Linked DNA regions of Homo sapiens: region 1 is linked to region 2. The links are chromatin contacts, found by Hi-C in ENCODE. All regions are on one chromosome and are shown on one strand. Each heading gives the region's core, a stretch centred on a gene start or an enhancer-like site at or near the end of the contact. The rest is flanking DNA. Distances are from core to core; before and after follow the strand shown. Region 1 has its middle 62 kb from the start of IRF4. Region 2 overlaps LINC03066 (long intergenic non-protein coding RNA 3066).

Region 1 (4,265 bases), core at 263-2,762, 260 kb after region 2:
AGCTGTGTGGGGATAGTAAGGGGATCGTTTTAAGAAAAACCTACAAGGTGGGCATGGCAGTGTTCTGGGTCCCTGATGTCACTGGGTCGCTTGTAATCAATCTCCAGCCTTCAGCCTGGGGCTGAAGTAATAAGAAATGCCACCGCTTCTCTGACATATCCATGTCTGAGGTTTTGATTTGCTTTTGGCAAACAGGCACAGAAGTTTTAAGTTCAGCCTAGGAAAGTCTCTGCTTGTTCCAGAGTGTTCCAGAGTCAGTTCCAGGTAGTAGTAGGGTAAACAGGCTTGGGGGTGTGCGGACGAGGCCAGGAGCCAAGATGTCATTCGGGGATGGCCAAGCTGTAGGCGCAAGGCAGCCCTGACTATGGGGCTGGAGTGCGTCCGTGATGAGGTGGTGTGCCTGGCAACTTGCAGGTGCTTTTGGGAGGACCTGGGGCAAATTCTTTAGTTCTTCCATGGCTGTTTCCACAAATGTGAAATGGCGATAATAGAGCCCACCTCAGATTAAATAGATTCCCATGTGTAAGGCAGTCATGGTGCTGGGTGTCAAATGTGCTACATTATAACTGACCTGTGGCCATTTCTTTTTTTTCTTGAAAGAAATTAAAAATAGCTATAATTTAATGAACACATGAATGGTTGGGCATTACACAATATGCTGGATAAATGTTGCTTAAATTCACCCAGCTTGGTCTCACTTTCTGAGGCTTCCTACCATTTTTGAACTATCCCAAATGCCTTTGTCCTGAGCCAGTTTCCCCAGAGACTCGAAGCATCTGACACTAAAAGTCATGTAGCTCAGCTTCAATGAATGCACAAATGCGCCAGCCAGCATCCCAGGAGATGACTGCTACAGCCAGGGCTGAACACCTAGTGGGCCTCCCATCCTGGAATGGGAAGGGCCAGGGGAAAGGACTCTGAGAACACAGGGGGCTACTGCGTTACGAAGCAAAACCTTTAGTGGAAGGGATGGCAGTGCTACCAATGGAACTGAGCAGTGTGTCTGCTCCAGCATGGAGTGCCCCCCTCCCCTCCTTGGGTGCACCTGCGTGTGTCCTCCTTGTCTCTCCATGTGGTTGACCTGGGGAGAAGAACCTACAGCTGCTCTCGGCACGACTCCAGGGGAGCTGGGAGACAGACACACAAGCTCACTCAAGGAAACAGCAGGAAGCCATAGCCTGCTACGGTGAAAGTCCATGTGGGGTCCTGGCCAGATCCCAGGGACCTGGGGATGTTGGCAAGGCAAGGGTGCCTTTTTCTGAGCAGTGCTTTTGGTGAACTTAGCATCCTCATCACCTGGGTCCCTTGTCAGTTACAATTAACGTGTGCGATCTGGATTTCCAATAACTCCCAGCATTTCTGCAGTCGTTACTGGTCTGCTAAGAAATCTCTGAGGACTCTCTGTGGCTCACTGAATTAAATGCAGCTTTTGATGGGATTTTGGAACTGGTGACACAGCTGCCTCTGGCAAGGATCAGACACACGGCCAGCTGCCCTTTGCACACAGAGCCCTGAGCCACGGTCTGCGTGTGAGCCTGACTCGTTTCTGGCACAGACTCACCCTGTGATGCTCCGGGGGCCAGCTGGGAATGCCGCTGCTGCCTCTTTCAGGAGGCCAGCCCCCAGCGCTGCCTCCACGGGCCAGTAGGGCAGGGACGCTGATGAGTGCCCGTTCTTGCTTCTCAAGCTCTTAAGGCAACAATTCCATTACCATCGCTAGTTCTCGCTCCAGCACAGGGAGGACGGAATGGCTCTGCCTGTCATCAGATGAGGGGAGTCCACTCAGGGCTGTTAGTCCTTTAGCAAAGGCCACAGATGGGTGAGCAGCAGAAACGACATGGGAGCTGAGGCCGGGACCCACAGCCAACGTGCTTTTGCTCCATCAATTGAGATGATCAGTTTTTCTTTTTTAAAAAAATCTTTTCAGAAGATGAATTACATTCGTTAATTTTCAAACGTTGAACCAACCTTTCACTTCTGGGGTAAGCCACACTTGGTCATGCTTTTTACCCTTTTTGTGTATCGCTGGATTCTGCTTGGCAACATTGTATCAAACCCTTACCATCTATGTTCATCAGTGTCACTGGTCAGTAGTTTGCTTTTCTCATAATGTCTGTATCTGGTTTTGGCATTAGGGAAACGCAGGAATTAGAAAAAGAATTGGAAAGAGTTTGCTCCTATATGCTAAGAGAGTCCTATATTGTAAAATAATTATTCTTTAAATATTTAGTAGAATTCAGTAGTGAAGACATCTAGGCCTGGAGCTTTTGTTTTGAGAAGATTTTAAACTGTGAAGTCAGTTTCTTCAATACAAAAATATTTGGGTTATCTAAATCTTCCTGAGTGAGCTTTGGTAGTTTGTATTTGCAAGTTTGTCCATTTCATCCATGATACCAAATTTCTTGGCATAGTGTTGTTCATAACACCCTCATAATGTCGGTAGGCTTTCAGCCCAGATATCAGCAACTTGTGTCTTTTTTTTTTCTACATCACTCTAAGGATTTATCAATTTTATTGATTTTTTTCAAAGAATTTGATTTTGGTTTTATAGATTCTTTTTCTTTGGCTTTTCTCGTTTTCAGTTTGATTCCTTTCTGCTCTCATACTATTTCCTTCCTTGCACTTACTCTGGATTTAATTTGTTCTCCTTGTCCTCTTTTCTTAAGGTGGAAGGTTCGTGTGTTGATTGGAGACTTTTTTTGTTTTCTAGTGAAAGCATTTAATGACGTTCATTTTCCTTTCAGCACTGCCTTAGATTGCCCCATAATTTTTGATACATTGTATTATCTCATTCATTTCAAAATATTTTCTAAGTTATCTTGTGATTTCTTTTTTGACCCATGGGATATTTAGAAGTGTGTTTAATTTCCAAATACTTGGGAATTTTCCAGATAACTTTCTGTTTGTTATTTCTACTTTAATTCTGTTGTAGCCAGAGAACATACTTTATATGAGTTCGGTTCTTTTAAAGTTGGGTAAGATTTATTTAATAGATGAGCAAATGTTTTATGGTCTATCTTGGTGAATGTTCCATGTGCATTTGAAAATAATGTGAATTATGCCATGTGGCAGAGCATATACATGTCAATTAAGTGAAGCTGGTTGATAGTATCACTCAGCTTTTCTATGCAGTAAGTCCTCAATGTCCTTGATAGGTTCTTGGAAATTGTAAGTGAAACAACATATAATGAAACCAGTTGGATCCCAGGCTAATTGATATAAACAAGGGTTAAGTTCCTATGGCATATTCCTGGTCACAAAAACAGCACCAAATTTCTACATAAAGACCCCGCACACTTCTAATACAAAGCATTGAAGTAAATGGGAGCCATACATACATTCAGAAAGATTAATACAAACAAGTAAGATGACTATTAACCCGATTTCTGGTGAGTCAGTGAGGGACGGCAGCTGTGGTGGTGGTGAGTGGTGCAGGGAGGAAGGCTTAGTCTTCATGTCTGGTGACAGGCGAAGGTGAATCGTCTGACAGCCACCCCTCACCTGTCCAGCCTCAAAGCTCTTTATCACTTGTGTTTTTGTTTCAAATGTCACACTTTCTGCTTTTTAGTGGCCACAGACCTCAGGGGAGCACGGTGTACCCTTAGCACTCACTGCAACAGGGTACATCAAGGAATACATGTTTGAAAGTGAGAAGTGTAGGAAGCACCCCATCACTGCGAGTTCAAAAACAGACAAGATCAAATATGTTGGGCTTGTCGAGCACTTCCTTACCGCTTTCATTGTCATGCATTTGTATGCTTATCGTATACGTCACAAATTTTTATTTTACAATAAATTGTATTCTTTTTTGTTTTTGTTTTTTTGTTTTTTTGGAGATGAAGTCTTGCTCTGTTACCCAGGCTGGAGTGCAGTGGCGCGATCTCGGCTCACTGCAACCTCTGCCTCTCTGGTTCAAGCGATTCTCCTGCCTCAGCCTCCCGAATTGCTGGGACTACAGGCACGTGCTACCATGCCCGGCTAATTTGTTGTATTTTTAGTAGAGACAGGGTTTCACTGTTAGCCAGGATGGTCTCGATCTCCTGACCTCCTGATCCACTCCCCTCAGCCTCCCAAAGTGCTGGGATTACAGGCGTGAGCCACCGCGCCCATCCTCATTCATTCTTTTCTAATGCATTCATTCCAGTTAACGGTTGTGGGTGTCCCAGCAGCTCGGGGCACTAGGCAGGAACCAACCCTGGTGAGGATGCCATGCCATCACAGGCACGCTCACACCCACACCCACAATCACCCAGACAGGGACTGTG
Region 2 (4,524 bases), core at 1,334-3,833:
GTCAGCAGACTACAGAAGAAACAGGATATTCGAGGCCCCTGCTTGGATAGCTGATGCCTGCTTGTAGGCCTCCCCCTTTCCCCGCTTACCCCCCATTAGTTGCCTTCACCAGAACCGAAGAAGTTTAGTCTAAAATGAAAGCTTACTACTAGCCTGCAAAATAGCTCCCTTTGTCTGTTCTTATCAGCCAGCCCAGCTACTTAGGTCGTAAGTGAAATACTTGAAGAGCCCCTGAGCTGACTAGGATTGCAATGCATTGTGGGCTGTGACAAAATGCAGCAAGACAACCCTAAAAACAAACAAACAAACAAAAACACCTAAAGCCCCTGCCTAACAATCAATAGGTGACGTCCAGGAAGGTTGTGACCCCATAGTACTCAGCCTGTGGGAAACTGGGGGAGGAGCCTGCACACTAGTGGACAAATTGCTTGTTGAAACTGCTGGGTGTGCCTGTCCGTCAGACACCCGATTTTGCAAGACTGACTGTTTATTAAAAATCTCACTTTCGCTGTTCTCTGGGTCTCTGAGTCCATTCTTCGGGTTTGGATGGGTGAGTTTGTTTCTTACGCCTAGTGAGGGACTGGGCCAGGCAGTCTCTTGAGGTCCTCCCTCTGCTTCTCATAAGACATCTGTTGTATCTCTTCCTCTCCTCATCACACACTTCTGTGACTCCCCTTGAAAGACAAGAGCATGTTCAGTCCCCATCAGACATGGACAGTCAGTGCTTCCTTGCCCCGAATTTCTTCCCCTTGCCCTTGGCCACCCTAGACCCCTGGGCTTTCCCAGTAAGTCACACATCAAAACCTTCCTGCCATGTGTTTATAGGATTTTATATTTTGATTATGGAAGTTAAAAGTGTAGTGATCCAGTTAACATTTTATTTCTTCCAGAAAACTTAAGGCTTTAACTCTGTCAAAATATGTGCATTATGAAAGGTTCATATCCCCCAATATCTGCATCCTTAGAAATAAGAGCTTAGCCACTGTTGTATAGATTAACTTTGGCAGTGCCAGCCCTTTATTTGTATATGGAGCACAGGAGCCTGAATTAGCTGGCATTTTATTTCCTTACTAAGTCAATAAACACTTTTTTTTTTTTGAGACGGGGTCTCACTCTGTCGCCCAGGCTGGAGTGCAGTGGTGCGATCTCGGCTCACTGCAAGCTCCGCCTCCTGGGTTCACGCCATTCTCCTGCCTCAGCCTCCCGAGTAGCTGGGACTACAGGCACCTGCCACTGCGCCCGGCTACTTTTTTTTGTATGTTTTTTTTAGTAGAGATGGGGTTTCACCATATTAGCCAGGATGCTCTTGAACTCCTGACCTCATGATCCGCCCGCCTCGGCCTCCCAAAGTGCTGGGATTACAGGCGTGAGCCACCGCGCTGGGCCTAAACACTTATTTTTTAACACTATTGTCCCAGGCACTGTACTAGGTGCCAAGAAAACAAAAATGAACACAGAAAAAATATATACTCAAGTTATTCATGGTCTAGAGAAAAAGACAGACGTACGTGAATTCTTAGGCAATATGTGCCTGATACATCAACACACATAAGCGTGTGATAAACCACAGGGAGACTTGGGAAGGCTTCACGAAGGAGGGTGCCTGAGAGCTGAGGGCTCCATCCGAATTTCAGCCTCCAGGTGGTTCCCCGACTCCTTTCCCCACAGCTCTGGGCTGGAGTTGACAGATGGGTCGGTCAGCTAGCGTGGGCGAGACCATAGTCTCCACCTCACTGTCCAGTGGCCAGGGACCCGCTAGAGGGAGCCAGATGATTGTGGGAGAAGCAGGCCTTGCCACAGCCTCTTTGGTGTGGTGAGAAAATGTTTCTGTTTTAACAAAGTTGTACCCAACTCCTAAGCGTCACACATATAATCCTGCAGATCCGAATCCTACCAATCAGCAGGCACGGGTTCATCTCTACATCAGCTTCCCTTATTTGATGTACGGATGAACCCCACACTTGCTAATAGTACCTGAGTGTGGGCAACACTTCCAGATCTTTCCATAAAATTCAGCACAAGGGCCCTCATGGGTAAGGTGGCTTCCTCATTTGAATACAGATTCTCACATTGACATGGCCCTACCTCTGAGGATGACTTTTGAAGGACACAACAAGCCTCTGAGGCCTGTCACTGAATTCCTGTTATTTCAGAACACAGGGTTTTTGTGTGTGTCTTCTTCCTCCCCTGCCATGTTTCAGGGAAAGGGAATTCAACGTAAAGGGGCCCTTTGCAAAACATACCTTGCAGATGGACCCATCAGAACTGCCTAGGTCTTCCATTTGGGGGCCGGTTCCCAGGCTGACAGATCTGTGACTCTGTAAATGAGTAAGAACCTGAATGTGTCACAGAAAATTCTTCCTGGTCCATAGACTGAATGAAGCAAATGTGAGGTGTGGTTGATCATCATGAAGTTTCTAAGAGTAAAAGAGAGAAAGCAAAAAAGTACATCTTGTTCTCTTCAGCTCAGTGGCTGGATTTAAATTCAGTCTCCACATAAAACTTCAGAAACGGCCCCTGCCCTAGGACAATGGCCAAAATAACAAATAGCTGAAAATCTCCTTTCACTCTGAAGGCCAGTCCTTTCCCCCTGGGCAGCCCCCTCTCCTTCGGAGTGGGGAGGCAAACCTCCCGGTTGGACTGGAACTCCCGGGGCGTTCAACAGCAACGGGGCGGCCTGCTCCCACTTGCTTTGTCCCCAGGGTTTCAACCCTCTCAACAGTTTCTTCTCGTTGCTTCTGTGACTGTTTTTTTTGTTTTTTTTTCTGCCCTGTCCTACCTCTGTGACTGTTTTCTGCCACCTTTGTTAATCCTTCCCCTTGCCAGCTCCAATTTTAAGTGTCCCCTGAGACTGGTAACTCACTGCTTTGTGCCAGGAGGTTCCTTGGCTCCAATCAGGGGTTCCTGACAACTCCCACATTCCAAGCTGGACCCCTCCTCAGCAGGTCCCACCCCACACAAGCTCTCTTCTTCAAACCGGCTGGCTTCCCCAGCCCCTAGCCCTCTGAGGCCATCACCCTTTCATAGGCATCTGTGTGTGTTTGTCAGAGCTGTAAAGAACCACAAACCAGGGGGCCTAAGATCTCGGAAACTTTATACTTTCACGGTTCTGGAGGCAAGAAGTTTGCGAGCAAGGTGCTGGCGGAGTTGGAGCCTCTGAGGGCTTCTAGTGGTTTGCTAGCCATCTTTGTGTTTGCCATCTCTGCCTTCATCTTCACATGTTCTCCGTGTGTGTCCATGTCTCCAAATTTCTCCTTTCCGTAAGGACACCAGTCATATTGGATTAAGGCCCACCCTAACGCTTCATTTTTACTTGATTACTTCTGTAAAGACACTGTCTCCAAATAAGGTCACATTTTCAAGAACTGCTTTGAACTTCAACATAGAAACTTTCTTTTTCGAGGAAAAGAGAATCAGGATTCAACCCAGAACAACACCCAAGCAAGAAGCCTGAGACAGAGCTTTGTGTCTTCCTGCTCCCTAATGCCAGCCTTAGCCAAGCCTCCCTGTATCTCCCACGCCCACTCCCCAGCCTGCACCTTCACCTCCAGGGGGCCTCTGTCTACTGACCTGTCTTTCCCCAGCCAATCCTCTGCAAAGTGCTGCAGTCCCCAAACCATAAAGAACCAGTTTTGTTACATTGCTATGGTTGCTCAAGGACAGACATTGGCTCCCTAGCACTGTGGAAGGCAAGTCAGAAGCCTCTGCCTCCCCTGAACCCCTCCCGTCCTACCTGGGAGGGAACCACACTCAGGAGCTAGACAGTTCTCAGGAGCCTCATGGCAACTGCTCACATCTGAGTCCCAGCTGGAGTTCAACCTAAGTCTCCCTTCTTCAGTGACACCCTCCTGATGCTTAACTGTGCTTTCTTAGAGCTTTACCAGCGCTGCAACAGAGGCCTGATAGCTCTGTGCTTAGTGATTTTGCTGTCTCGTGCCTCGGGGCTGTGACTGGGCTTCCCTGTGTCCTGGTCCTCGCCCAGCACACGACTGAGATGGACAGGAGGTTAATACATGAGCGTTGAATCAGCGGAAGATCTGGGGACCAACTCAATGATTACAGAGTGAATGATGGTGCCAAGGCCAGGGCTCTGAACCCGCAGGGAACTTGCTCACTGTTTGTTTGTGTGGCTGCACCCTGCCTCCCCCTTCCTTGGGGGTCTGAGATGCCACAATCACCTTCTCTGGTTCACTAGAACAGAAAAGGGGCCCAGAAGCCCCCATGACATCACACACCCCCCTCATGCCCTGAGGCCCAAAGTTCTTTTCAGAGAAGTGTTGTGTTGTTGAGCTCCACCTCCACAGGAGTGATTGAGCTCTTCAGGGAGGGCTGGGGGCAGCCATCAGGTGCCTGGGTGTGTTTGGTCATGATCCCTGGATAGGGACCCACCTGTGCCTCCCCACCCAACAAGGGAATGATTCATTGTCTCAAAGTGCCGCGGGAGGGCAAGGACTTAGCCCCAGCCAGAGTGCAGTGTGGTGTGAAAACTGGCTCAGGAGCACCATAACCTATGAGCTTCCTGAT

The links. Hi-C counts contacts between places; a loop is a spot of excess contacts on that map. Pooled maps may share reads with other maps.
Region 1: a pooled map shows a loop between it and region 2 (2.3-fold over the local background). The contact joins two enhancer-like sites. A Hi-C loop is called at or near these places in 4 of 168 maps with a recorded cell type or tissue (CD4-positive, alpha-beta memory T cell, CD8-positive, alpha-beta T cell and naive thymus-derived CD4-positive, alpha-beta T cell) and 9 of 50 pooled maps.

The regions. Positions count from the first base shown.
Region 1 is chr6:451,744-456,008 of GRCh38, forward strand. No RefSeq gene overlaps it. Among named protein-coding and RNA genes, the nearest start is that of IRF4, 62 kb to the left of the region's middle. Within about 2 kb of position 1,513, at least 3 of the 41 ENCODE cell types and tissues checked have a DNase peak (open chromatin) inside an H3K27ac peak, as active enhancers do.
Region 2 is chr6:187,233-191,756 of GRCh38, forward strand. It overlaps LINC03066 (long intergenic non-protein coding RNA 3066), which reads right to left. Exons shown (of 8, transcript NR_126020.1): 3 at 2,244-2,417; 4 at 504-674. LIRIL2R (lincRNA regulator of IL2RA) reads left to right here. Exons shown (of 2, transcript XR_926349.3): 2 at 1-514. Among named protein-coding and RNA genes, the nearest start is that of LIRIL2R, 9.1 kb to the left of the region's middle. RefSeq lists an enhancer at 2,077-2,136. Within about 2 kb of position 2,584, at least 3 of the 41 ENCODE cell types and tissues checked have a DNase peak (open chromatin) inside an H3K27ac peak, as active enhancers do.